Linked DNA regions of Homo sapiens: regions 1, 2 and 3 are each linked to region 4. Evidence: chromatin contacts called from ENCODE Hi-C or POLR2A ChIA-PET data. All regions are on one chromosome and are shown on one strand. Each heading gives the region's core, a stretch centred on a gene start or an enhancer-like site at or near the end of the contact. The rest is flanking DNA. Distances are from core to core; before and after follow the strand shown.

Region 1 (2,700 bases), core at 18-2,517, 410 kb after region 4:
GATTCCCAATCACTTAAAGAGGAGAGAAAAAAAGAAAGCCTGGCTGTAGAAACAAAGCTTGGAGAAATCAGAAAAGAATCTGTACCTGCCAAAGGAGGGTGGGGAAAAGGAGTGGGAAGCAAAAGGGAAGAATCAAATGCAAATAAGGAGCATTACATTCCTAAGATTATAAAATTTCATTGGGGGCACAAGAAAAACTTGCACACTTAAGCAAGTTATACTTAACTGAATGTAACAGGGTTTCTTGGATTAAGCCTCAGGATACGCCTTTCAAACTCTAAAACCGGTGCTCAAATTTTCAATACTACATTACAATACTACAGCATTTACGGTAAATTCGATTTACGCTAACCACCCAATTCATTTTAAGTTTTCTGTCCTTTCCTAGAGGGAGCGGTCTCCAATTTCTCTCAGTTCCAGCTTTCCTTCTCCTTTTTCTCATCTGCTTAACACTGATGTGCTTCTCTGAAACTACCTTCAGCAGGAGAGCACGGGCCCCAGAGAGACCCCGAGGTTCAGAGCCCCGACACTGAAGGCAGGGACAGCGTTGTTGATCTGAGCCTACAACAGGCCGAGAAACAGATCTTTCCCACCCGGATTCTTTCTCCCAAACCAACTTTTATTTATGTATTAAACAGACGGGGTCTGGCTGTTGCCCAGGCTGGAGGGCAGTGGCTATTCACAGGCGCGATCCCACTAACGATCAGCACTGGGGTTTTGCCCTGCTCGGTTTCCGAGCTGGGCCGGTTCCCCCTCCCTGGGGAACCTGGTGGTCCCCGCTCCCGAGAGGTCACCACACAGATGCAGAACTCAGAGGCACCGCGCGACGGACCTAGCGCATATACAGCGCAGAGCTCCCGGGCTCAAGCGCTGCTCCCGCCTCAGCCTTCCGAGTGGCCGGGGCCACAGACGCGCGCGGCCAAGCCCGGCCAGACCAGCTTTTCCCCAGGTCAATTCCAGAACAGCACACGCAGCAAGACTGCACCTTCTCCAGCCCAGCCCGGAGCTCAGTCCGTGGGCCACTGCCAACCCCCAGGCCCAGGCCCCGGCCGCCCCACTCCCTGGACGCGGACCCCAATCCAGCTGCGACAGGGACCCGAGTTTCGACAGAGCCTGCATCCTCCACCGGCCCTTCTTACCGAAGCCGGCTCGGCCATGGCGGTTCCGCACGAACCGGCCCTGCCTGGCACGGCCTCCCCTCCGCTCCGCCCCAACCCAACTCCCAGGTACAGCCCTGCTGGCCCCCAAAGGCAGAGCCGGCCGGGCGCGGTGCATGCTGGGACTCGGCGCTCGGAAGCGGAAGCCGCTCCGCCCCATAGCGCCCCCTGCGGGCGGGAGGAGCGGCGCCGCCAGAGGGAGTCGGTCCTCAGAGGAGGGGCCCGGGCACCCTCCGTGCGGGCCGCAGCACGCCGGTCTTTGAGGGACCCTTGGACTCCCGGATCTGCATGCGAGGGATGCGGTCGAAGACGAGATGAGGGAGCTGACGGGAGGGGAAACGGAGGGGCAGGTGAACATGGAGAGAGCAGGAACAGGGAGAGAGTAGGGACAGCGACTGGGAGACGCGCTCCACAGAAACCCGGACTGAGAGGCAGCGAGAGGGTGAGAGTCCGGTGCTGTTCCTTCCAAAGCTGCCCCCAAGTCAGGGATGAGCTCGAGGGTTTCGTTTGTGAGGGGGTCCCGGGAATCCAGCGAGGCCGGGTAGGTGGTGGGGGGCGCGCGGTGGCCCGGGGTGTCCGTCCCGCCGGGGGCGCGGAGGCCGTGTGGGCCCCGGGCATGTCCCGTCGGGGACGCGGAGGAGGGGTCCGCCCACCACGTCCGGTCCCCGTGGGTGCAGCGCCCTTCTGGGCTCCCCGAGCGTCCACACTCCCTCCTTGGCAGAGAAAGGCCTCGGGCAGAGACCCCATGCGGAAGCCACCCCGGCCTCGGGGCCGCCTGCGGGGACTCAGGGTCGCCCAGGGATGCGGGCCGGGCACCCCTAGCCCCCGGCGGGAGACTGTGACAGAGCGGGAGAAGACGGAGGAGGCCATGACACAGGGCGTGAGAAACACGAAGACGCAAAAACGGGAGAGGTGGGAAGACGCAGAAGGGGAAACCAGGGAGAGACAGAAAGGAGAGAGAGGGCAAGGAAGGGGGTGGCGACTGTCCCCAGAAAATCAACCTCGCATTCTGTCCTAGTCATGTTTTAGGTGTCAGGCTAAAGTAACAAATGAAAAGTGTGTAGTTAGAAAGGATGTCCATGAGAAAGTAGTCCCTGCATAGGCTGAGGAGCGTGTGCACATCTGTATTTGTCCCGGAATCGTGAAATGTAGATGCACCTTACTGATTAAAGGGTTAAAAAAAAAAAACCTTACATTAAAACTAACGTTTCGGATGGGCGCGGTGCCTCACGCCTGTAATCCCAGCACTTTGGGAGGCGGAGGCGGGCGGATCACGAGGTCAGGAGAGCGAGACCATCCTGGCTAACGGCGAAACCCCGTCTCTACTAAAAATACAAAAAAAAAAAAAAAAAAAATAGCCGAGCGTTGTGGCGGGCGCCTGTAGTCCCAGCTCCTAGGGAGGCTGAGTCGGGAGAGTGGCGTGAACCCGGGAGGCGGAGCTTGCAGTGAGCCGAGATCGCGCCACTGCACTCCAGCCTGGGCGACAGAGGGAGACTCCATCTCAAAAAAACCAAAAACAAACAAACAAAAAAACTAACGTTTC
Region 2 (2,700 bases), core at 3-2,502, 350 kb after region 4:
GTGGTCAGGAGTTCGAGACCAGCCTGGCCAATATGGTGAAACTCAGTCTCTACTAAAAATACAAAGCTTAGCCGGACATGGTGGTGCGTGCCTGTAGTCCCAGCAACTCAGGAGGCTGAGGCAGGAGAATCACTTGAACCTGAGAGGCGGAGGTTGCAGTGAGCCGAGATCGCGCCACTGCACTCCAGCCTGGGCAACTGAGTGATACTCCGTCTCACTCACACACACACACACTCGCCGGGGGGGGGGGGGGGTGGCGCACGCCTGTAATCCCAGCTACACACACACACACACACACACACACACACACACTAGCCGGGCGTGGTGGCGCACGCCTGTAATCCCAGCTGCTTGGGAAGCTGAGGCACGAGAATCGCTTGAACCCGGGAGGCGGAGGTTGCAGTCGGCTGACATGGCACCACTGCACTCCAGCCTGGGTGACAGAGCGAGACTCCGTCTTAAATAAATAAATAAAAAGAAAATGGAAGTGCCTAATATTGCAATTCAGCATTGTACTTTCACATGTGCCCTTTATGGGAATCCTTTTCTTTTCTCACCCGTAATTTCCTGTTCTTTCTCCCAATCTGCACCTCATCCAGCAGAGTCTCCGCCCACAAGCTGCGCTTAGGGAAGCAGGCACTCTCCGGAAACTCTGGACTGAGTAAAATCAATGGGTGCGTGCGGGACTCCTCCACTGATTCTTTGATTCCACAGCATTTGTACAGCACCCACGGGGGCCCCACACTAGGTGGGAAACGAAGATGAAAAGTCGCAGTCTCTGTTCCAAAGACCGCAGAGCCCAGGGCTGCGTTTCCTTCCCGGCCTTTTGTCCAGGCCCCAGGGAGCGAGCTGGGGGAAGGCTCCCCGGCCAGGGCTTCCCCACAGATTTTACTAGGTCAGGGCAGCCCCGGGGAGGCGCCTCCTCCCAGCCGGAACCGCCCGACTCCGCTTCGTCCTCTTGGGCCCACGGACCACTCCCCACTGCCCCAGCCCCAACACCTGCAGATCCTGCGAGCCCGAGCCCTCCCGCGACCGCCCAGAGAGGGTCTGACACCCGAAGGGGAACCCCAGGGACTAGTCCTGCCGTAGTCTAAGCTCTGGTCTCGCGGAGGAAAAGCAGGGGCGGCCCCCGTACGCGGGGCCTGCGCCCTTCAGCCCCAGCCCCACCCTGCGCGACCCCGGGATCTCGCTCGGCGGCGGCCGTTGCCCAGGGCACAGGCAGGGCATGCTGAGAACGCTCTGCCTTTCCTGTGCCTGGACACGGCTCGGGCTGGGATCCCACAGCGCCGCCTTCTGGCGGGAGGCACCCCCGCGGCGCTGTGCATTCTGGGCTCCCTGGATCTCTGAACTTGAATTGGAGCTGCTCCAAGCTCTCCAGAGATAACCTCCTTTAGGGTTACACGAGATTGCCTCTGAAATTGATAGGTATGTAAATTAGTAGGGATTTGGAGAATGTGTAACGTCGCCATTTTCGGTTTCAATTTTTGCTACTACAAGCCGCCTGTCTTCACAATGAAACTGTGTTATCGGCCGGGCGCGGTGGCTCATGCCTATAATCCCAGCACTTTAGGAGGCTGAGGCGGGCGGATCACCTGAGGTCAGGAGTTTGAGACCAGCCTGGCCAACATGGTGAAACCCCGTCTCTACTAAAAATACAAAAATTAGCCGGGCGTGGTGGCACGCGCCTGTAGTCCCAGCTACTCGGGTGGCTGAGGCGGGAGAATCACTTGAACCCAGGAGGTGAAGATTGCAGTGAGCCGAGATCGCACCACTGCACTCCAGCCTGAGCAACAGAGCAAGATTCCGTCTCAAAAAAAAAAAAAAAGAAAAAAGAAACTGTTATTAAATAAAATAATAGGAGTCCATTGGTTCGGACTCAGCTCCAGCACTAGGCTCCAAGAGACCACACCAAGATGGAGTTACTCATGCAAAAGTGCCACATCACCAAACAGGCCAGCATAAGGAAGACCCCTCTGCTTTTTTTTTTTTTTTTTTTTTTTGAGACAGAGTCTCACTCTGTCGGCCAGGCTGGAGTGAAGTGGCACAATCTTGGCTCACTGCAACCTCTGCTTCCCGGGCTCAAGCACTTCTCCTGCCTCAGCCTCCCAAGTAACTGGGATTACAGGGGTGTGTCACCACGCCCGGCTAATTCTTGTATTTTTAGTAGAGACGGGGGTTTCACCATGTTGGCCAGGCTGGTCTTGAACTCCTGACCTCAGGTAATCCACCTGCCTCGGCCTCCCAAAGTGCTGGGATTACAAGTGTGAGCCACCGTGCCCGGCCAGAAGACACCCCCTCTGCTTTAACCTTTAGAAGAAAAAAGTAACTTTGAAACAACCAACCCACTTTTAGTTTTCTGTTTCTGCTTTTCCCAAGCTTTTTCTGTCCATAAAACCAACCGCGGGCCGGGTGCAGTGGCTCACACCTATAATCCCAGCACTTTGGGAGGCCAAGGTGGGCAGATCACGAGATCAGGAGTTCGAGACCAGCCTGGCCATCCTGGTGAAACCCCCGTCTCTACTAAAAATACAAAAAATTAGCCAGGCATGGTGGCGCATACCTGTAATCCCAGCTACTTGGGAGGCTGAGGCAGAATTGCTTGAACCCAGGAGGTGGAGGTTGCAGTGAGCCAAGATAGCGCCACTGCTCTCCAGCCTGGGCGACAGAGGGAGACTCCTTCTTAAAAAAAAAAAAAAAAAC
Region 3 (2,700 bases), core at 19-2,518, 280 kb after region 4:
TCACGTGGTGAGCATCCCGCAATGTACTCTGCCCTCTTCCGCCTTCTCTATTTTCAAACTCTTGGACTTGGTTTGTCTTCCTCCAAAATACTTTCTCTCTGAAAATGTTCACATCTCTTAGCTTCAAAACTTAACTGGATTGTCGACTTTGAAATGCCTCTTAATTTTGTCCATTGAGTGTTGTATCATCAAATACCAGTCCTTAATCCTACTGATATTAAAACATTAAAAAAATCCTGGCCGTGCGCGGTGGCTCACGCCTGTAATCCCAGCACTTTGGGAGGTTGAGGCAGGAGGATCACTTGAGGTTAGGAGTTCAAGACCAGCCTGGCCAACATGGCGAAACTTCGGTCTTTACAAAAATAGAAAAATTAGCCAGGCGTGGTGGCGCGCGCCTATAGTCCCAGCTACTCAGGAGGCTAAGGCAAGATAATCGCTTGGACCCACGAGGCGGAGGTTGCAGTGAGCCGAGATCACACCACTGCACTCCAGCCTGGGTGACAGAGACTCCAGCCTGTCTCAAAAAAAAAAAAAAAAAAAAAAAAAAAGAAAGAAAAGAAAAGAAAAAGTACAAGAAAAAGAAAAACCCCTATTCACCCTCATCCCATTTCCTGTCTTTGATCTCTTAGGACATACTATACCATCTTTACCAATAATTGGTCCGTAGTATCTATTACTATTTATTTGATTTTTGTTTTCTTTTTCCTTCTTGTCTGTGATGGGTTTTCCCAAATTTACTGTTTGTTTCTGGAAGAAAAGAATAGTACTTCGTTTTCCCCCTGTATTCCATGCTTTATTTAATGATGCTGACTTTCAACATTTTAAAATTGAGATGAAAACAAGAAACGAGGGATGCCAGGAGAGTGGAAACTCTCGTAAAAGACTAGTCAAGTGCAGTAGTGAGAAGGGGGGAAAGAGTAGAACAAGGAGTTCGATCTGTAACTGACTGTGAACAATCAATTGAGATAACTCACTACCTTCGGACCAGCCAATAAGTCCTCCTACTGTTTGAACTATTTAAAGCCCCCAAATTTGTTCATTTTCCCCTTACAGTGATATTCTGGTTTCAGTTTACTGATGACTATATTTACAATATTAATGATATATATATACTCTAAGAATTCCCTGGCACATCTATTTATCAATAGCTGGAAAAACGTACTGAATAACAAGAATCAGACGTGTTGCTAAGCATCCTGGGAAAGAGATATGCAAAATTAGCATTTCGTCATCAGGGCGTCTTTCCCCCGGTTTGTCTTGAGTGGCTCAGCCACCGCAAGGTACCAGAGAGCCGCCCAATCTGCGCTGGCCTCCTTTATCTGTTTGCTGTGTGACCCTCCGGACAGCTCTGTGGGACCTGGAGGAAACTGTGAGCCCTACAGATAAAGTCTGTGCTTCCAGCGTCGGTAAATCCCAGCAAGCGCCACTACCTGGAGGCTGACACTTTCCCATCTTGGCAGTCAGCTCCCTACAGAGGTGCTTCTCCCACTGCCCAAGATCCCTGCCTCCTCCTTAAACCCCAACTGATAGAACAGAAACCACCACCTAAGGAACGTGAAGGGGAAGCATCTGAAACACCAGAAGATCTTGGATTGTTCCTGAGGACTTCAGAATCTACAGGGACAAAAGGCAGAAGCAGGAAGTCCGAAGTAAAGATGACTAAGAAAAGGCGGGTGGAAAAGATTTCTGTGAAAGTGTCAGAGGCAAAGCTCTGAAAGACCTGAAACTCATGCCGAAAGCAAAGAACAGCAAAAAGACAGTAGGGATGTGTCTGGAGCAACAAGGATCGGGCTGTTCCTGGGGCAGCCGAATTCACAGCTCTGTTTTACTCCTAATGGAGGATCTTCCTGCTGCAGCGGCGAGTAGACCTTACTGTAAAGGTGCAGGCAAGGGGAGGGGAAGGGCAGGCAGCTGCCCATTGGAGTTCACATCTCCAAGCCTGAGAAAATGTGTTCCTGGATGCCCCAAGCCAATGGAAAAGCAGAATCATTGACTATGTTTGACTCCTTCTGGTACCTAGCACAGTATCTGGGACACAGCAGGTGCTATGTAAATGTGTTGAGTGAATGAATGAATGAATGCCATTGAGGAGAATGAATAACCCCAGAAAACTAGACATGGGTAGATGTTGTCCTAATTTCAAAAGAGGGGAAAATGAGAGTGAGAGTTTCATAAATGACAATCTCTAAACGATGTTGCTCTCTAGCAAAATTCTAGAATGGATTATTTTAAGAACAAAGCAGGTAAACATTGGCAGCCAACTTGAAATTAATAAGAAAAAGGTGTGCGCCAGAATAGTTTTATTTCCTTTTGTTTTTCATTGTACAGCTTGATTTGACTAAGTTGTTTATACCTTTCACTCTGCCTTTGCATGCACTGGGGGTGATCTAGTCTACTATGTGGACTGGAAGTCCACCCAGTGGCCAGGCTCAGAGGCAGGGAAGGGGGGTTGGTGCCATTCTGGGAGAGGAGGTTTCTGGGGCTGTTTCTCAGCCAGATCCTGTCTCATCTGTTTCCAACAACCCCACAAATGAAGACACTGAAGCTGACTAATCAAATTGACTGATGCCCCAATAGGTGTCATGATATGCAGTGAGAATCCGGCAGGCATTAGAGATGAACAGCACGGGCTGCAGCCACATTATCTCAGCTTGAGTCCTAGTTTTCACCAGCTACTAGCTAGCTATCTCTGGTCAAGTC
Region 4 (2,700 bases), core at 25-2,524:
GTGTCAAAAATAAATAAGTAAAATATGGGTTTAAGTTATTGTTGATGCTTTTGTGTCTCTGCCCCTTAGCAATAACCTCCAAAACCCACCACTCTTAGGGTGACAAATAAATACAAATTGTACAGACCATGAGGGAAATTGACTAGAAAATTTTGTAACTACAAAGAAAGGTGCATCTTGACTAGGGGCATTACTATAAAAAATACCAGTGGGCCGGGCGCGGTACGCCTGTAATCCCAGCACTTTGGGAGGCCAAGGCGAGCGGATCACCTGAGGTCAGGAGTTCGAGACCAGCCTGACCAACATGTAGAAACCCCGTCTCTACTAAAAATACAAAATTAGCCAGGCATGGTGGTGCATGCCTGTAATCCCAGCTACTCAGGAGGCTGAGGCAGGAGAATCGCTTGAACCCGGGAGGCGGAGGTTGTGGCGAGCCGAGATCACGCCACTACATTCCAGCCTGGGCGGACAGAGCGAGACTCCGTCTCAGAAAAAATACGAGCAAATGTAAATGTCTAGAGGCTTACTGCTGTTTCGGAATCATAAGTGAAGCTGATGCTACAGGTTTTACCACATTTTCTCCTTTTTTTTTTTTGGTTGGGGTTTCGCTGTTGTCTCCTAGGCTGGAGTGCAATGGCACGATCTCAGCTCACTGCAACCCCCGCCTTCTGGTTGGTTTTCAAGCAATTCTCCTGCGTCAGCCTCCCAAGTAGCTAGGATTAAAGGCGCCCACCACCATGCCCGGCTAATTTTTTTTGTGTGTTTTTAGTAGGGACGGGTTTCACCATGTTGGTCAGGCTGGTCTCGAACTCCTGACCTCAGGTGATCTGCCCGCCTCGGCCTCCCAAAGTACTGAGATTACAGGCAGGAGCCATCGTGCCCAGCCCACATTTTCTCCTTTATTATAGGTATGGCCAGATTGTTTTGAGACAGAGTGGGAAGCAAAATTTAAAAAGTCCCCTTCCCAAAAGAACCCTGCTTCTTATTGAATGTTGTCATCGAGTTACAGATTTTTGTGAGCTCAGAAGACATACTCAAATCATTGAGAAACTGTTTTTCCAAATTATTTATTCTTGACTGATTTAAATGTACACTTCTGTGCATATATGTTTCTCCTCATACTCTCTCCCCAGTGTCCATAATTTCGGAAAATACTAAAAAGTTCTTAGTACTTGATGTTGTAATAGCTAGTAAGGAAATTTTCAGCAAGATGCTTTTTAGCAAATGCAGCATTGAACATATGTGCAGAGAATGGGGGTGCAAATCTGACAGGTGGAACCACAGGTGCGGTGGGTGACATCACTCACTGTGAGCCTTGAGTGGTTCAGGGACCACGGGGGACATGTGTCAGGAGCATCTTACCAGAAAGAGGTGTCGCTTAACTGTGCCCAGTTCCTTCAGGAGAGCGGTTAAAGTGGTAAATTGTCTTTAAAACAAAAAACATAAAAGCCCTAAATCAAATAAAGAGCACGGTAGCGCCGTTTCTCCTTTTGAACCAGTTTGTAGTGAAACGGGAAGTGTATTTGAAAGTTTGCTCAGCTAGGGAAAATTACTGATCAGAGTTTTCGACTCAGGGTTAAATTATCTTAGTCGAAAGAAAAATAATAGAAAGGGGTGTCTTATTGATGAATAGATTCATGTTCACTTAGTGATACACTAGCTTCCAAAATCTGCTTATTGAGCAGATACTTATTCAAGGCCCCACAATCAACTGCAGGGCAAACGGTTCACCACACATGAGGGAAATTTGGAAATTAGTTGAAGAGGATTGTGGGAACTGTGAATTGAGATTGTTCATCTAAATGGGAGTTAATAGCGTTTGTGGTTGACTAAGGGCATCCTTTACGGAAGTGGACCTCACGTGCACACCTCACTGGGAGAGGGAGAGACCTGCCAGGAGGTGCACATCTGGCCTTCCACGCTTAGTGGCCTGAGGATGTTTCCCTGGGGCACCACTTCCACAGGCCCTCTAAAAGGAGGGCAGAATGGCTTGCTGTTTGTATCTTTGTATTTGTGTTAAGCTGGGTTCTGAAAATACAGTGGTGCCAAGACAGAAGAGAAACTTTTTGGATGCTGATGTGCAGTGAAAGCTCTCCAGTAGCGGCTTTTCCAAAGTCAGTGGGTTTCATACAACAGCATCCCATTCATTCACTAGCAAGAGAGCTAGGAAGTCCTGTGGAGCTGGTGTTTTAAAGTATTCTGTTAAACATGTATTTCATGGTAGAATGAAAGATTCATGTGAATTTTAAGATAGAGTGATATTTCAAGGAAAATTTAACTCTGTCACAGCTTAGGCTGGATCCCCAGGTCTGTCCCGATACAAAGGATTCCTCCACCCTGTGCTGAAAGTTACATTTTGGTGGGAATTTTAGAGAAGTGCCACCTCTGGTGTCATCAGTTATCAAAGGTATTGTGGAGTTTTCAGGTAACGTTAATTTACTTCATTTTGACTTCAAAAATAAGCATGGGTGGTTTAACATTTAAATACTATCTTAGGAATTGCATAGATATTAGAAACCCTTTATAGTAGTGTTAACATGAATAGTAGCAAATGCTTACCGTGTGTCAAGGACTCTGCTAAGCATTTTATTTTCGTAACTCACTTATTCCTCATAGCCACCTTATACAACAGGTACTACAGTATTATCTCTAGTACAGATGATGAAATACAGGCGCAGAAGTTAAGGAATCTGACCAAGC

What was found. Hi-C counts contacts between places; a loop is a spot of excess contacts on that map. ChIA-PET counts read pairs that join two places held with the same protein, here RNA polymerase II (POLR2A). Pooled maps may share reads with other maps.
Region 1: a loop to region 4 is called in a map with no recorded cell type, with 2.5 times the contacts of the local background. The contact joins the promoter of ZNF425 here to the enhancer-like site in region 4. A Hi-C loop is called at or near these places in 1 of 168 maps with a recorded cell type or tissue (sigmoid colon), 3 of 37 single-sample maps with no recorded cell type and 5 of 50 pooled maps. POLR2A ChIA-PET finds 5 or more read pairs at or near these places in 4 of 52 experiments (A673, CD4-positive, alpha-beta T cell, GM12878 and 1 more).
Region 2: a map of CD8-positive, alpha-beta T cell shows a loop between it and region 4 (7-fold over the local background). The contact joins two enhancer-like sites. A Hi-C loop is called at or near these places in 1 of 168 maps with a recorded cell type or tissue (CD8-positive, alpha-beta T cell) and 2 of 37 single-sample maps with no recorded cell type. POLR2A ChIA-PET finds 5 or more read pairs at or near these places in 4 of 52 experiments (GM10248, activated CD4-positive, alpha-beta T cell, activated T-cell and 1 more).
Region 3: a pooled map shows a loop between it and region 4 (2.7-fold over the local background). The contact joins the promoter of GHET1 here to the enhancer-like site in region 4. A Hi-C loop is called at or near these places in 1 of 168 maps with a recorded cell type or tissue (endothelial cell of hepatic sinusoid), 1 of 37 single-sample maps with no recorded cell type and 9 of 50 pooled maps. POLR2A ChIA-PET finds 5 or more read pairs at or near these places in 7 of 52 experiments (B cell, H1, Panc1 and 4 more).

The regions. Positions count from the first base shown.
Region 1 is chr7:149,125,057-149,127,756 of GRCh38, forward strand. ZNF425 (zinc finger protein 425) reads right to left here and starts at 1,268. Exons shown (of 4, transcript NM_001001661.3): 1 at 1,140-1,268. The coding sequence starts at 1,157. It also overlaps the pseudogene RN7SL521P and a transcript of ZNF398 not described here. RefSeq lists enhancers at 1-183, 431-982, 983-1,534, 2,198-2,247 and silencers at 693-866, 1,598-2,037.
Region 2 is chr7:149,064,684-149,067,383 of GRCh38, forward strand. No RefSeq gene overlaps it. Among named protein-coding and RNA genes, the nearest start is that of ZNF786, 25 kb to the right of the region's middle. RefSeq lists an enhancer at 622-1,504 and a silencer at 994-1,223. Within about 2 kb of position 1,253, at least 38 of the 41 ENCODE cell types and tissues checked have a DNase peak (open chromatin) inside an H3K27ac peak, as active enhancers do.
Region 3 is chr7:148,986,259-148,988,958 of GRCh38, forward strand. It overlaps GHET1 (gastric carcinoma proliferation enhancing transcript 1), which reads left to right and starts at 1,269. Exons shown (of 1, transcript NR_130107.1): 1 at 1,269-2,700. It also overlaps RNY1. RefSeq lists a silencer at 916-985 and enhancers at 1,128-1,628, 1,196-1,245, 1,566-1,615.
Region 4 is chr7:148,710,082-148,712,781 of GRCh38, forward strand. The region is part of intron 1 of CUL1 (cullin 1); the gene reads left to right. Among named protein-coding and RNA genes, the nearest start is that of CUL1, 13 kb to the left of the region's middle. Within about 2 kb of position 1,275, at least 2 of the 41 ENCODE cell types and tissues checked have a DNase peak (open chromatin) inside an H3K27ac peak, as active enhancers do; they include B cell, where a contact is called at or near this core.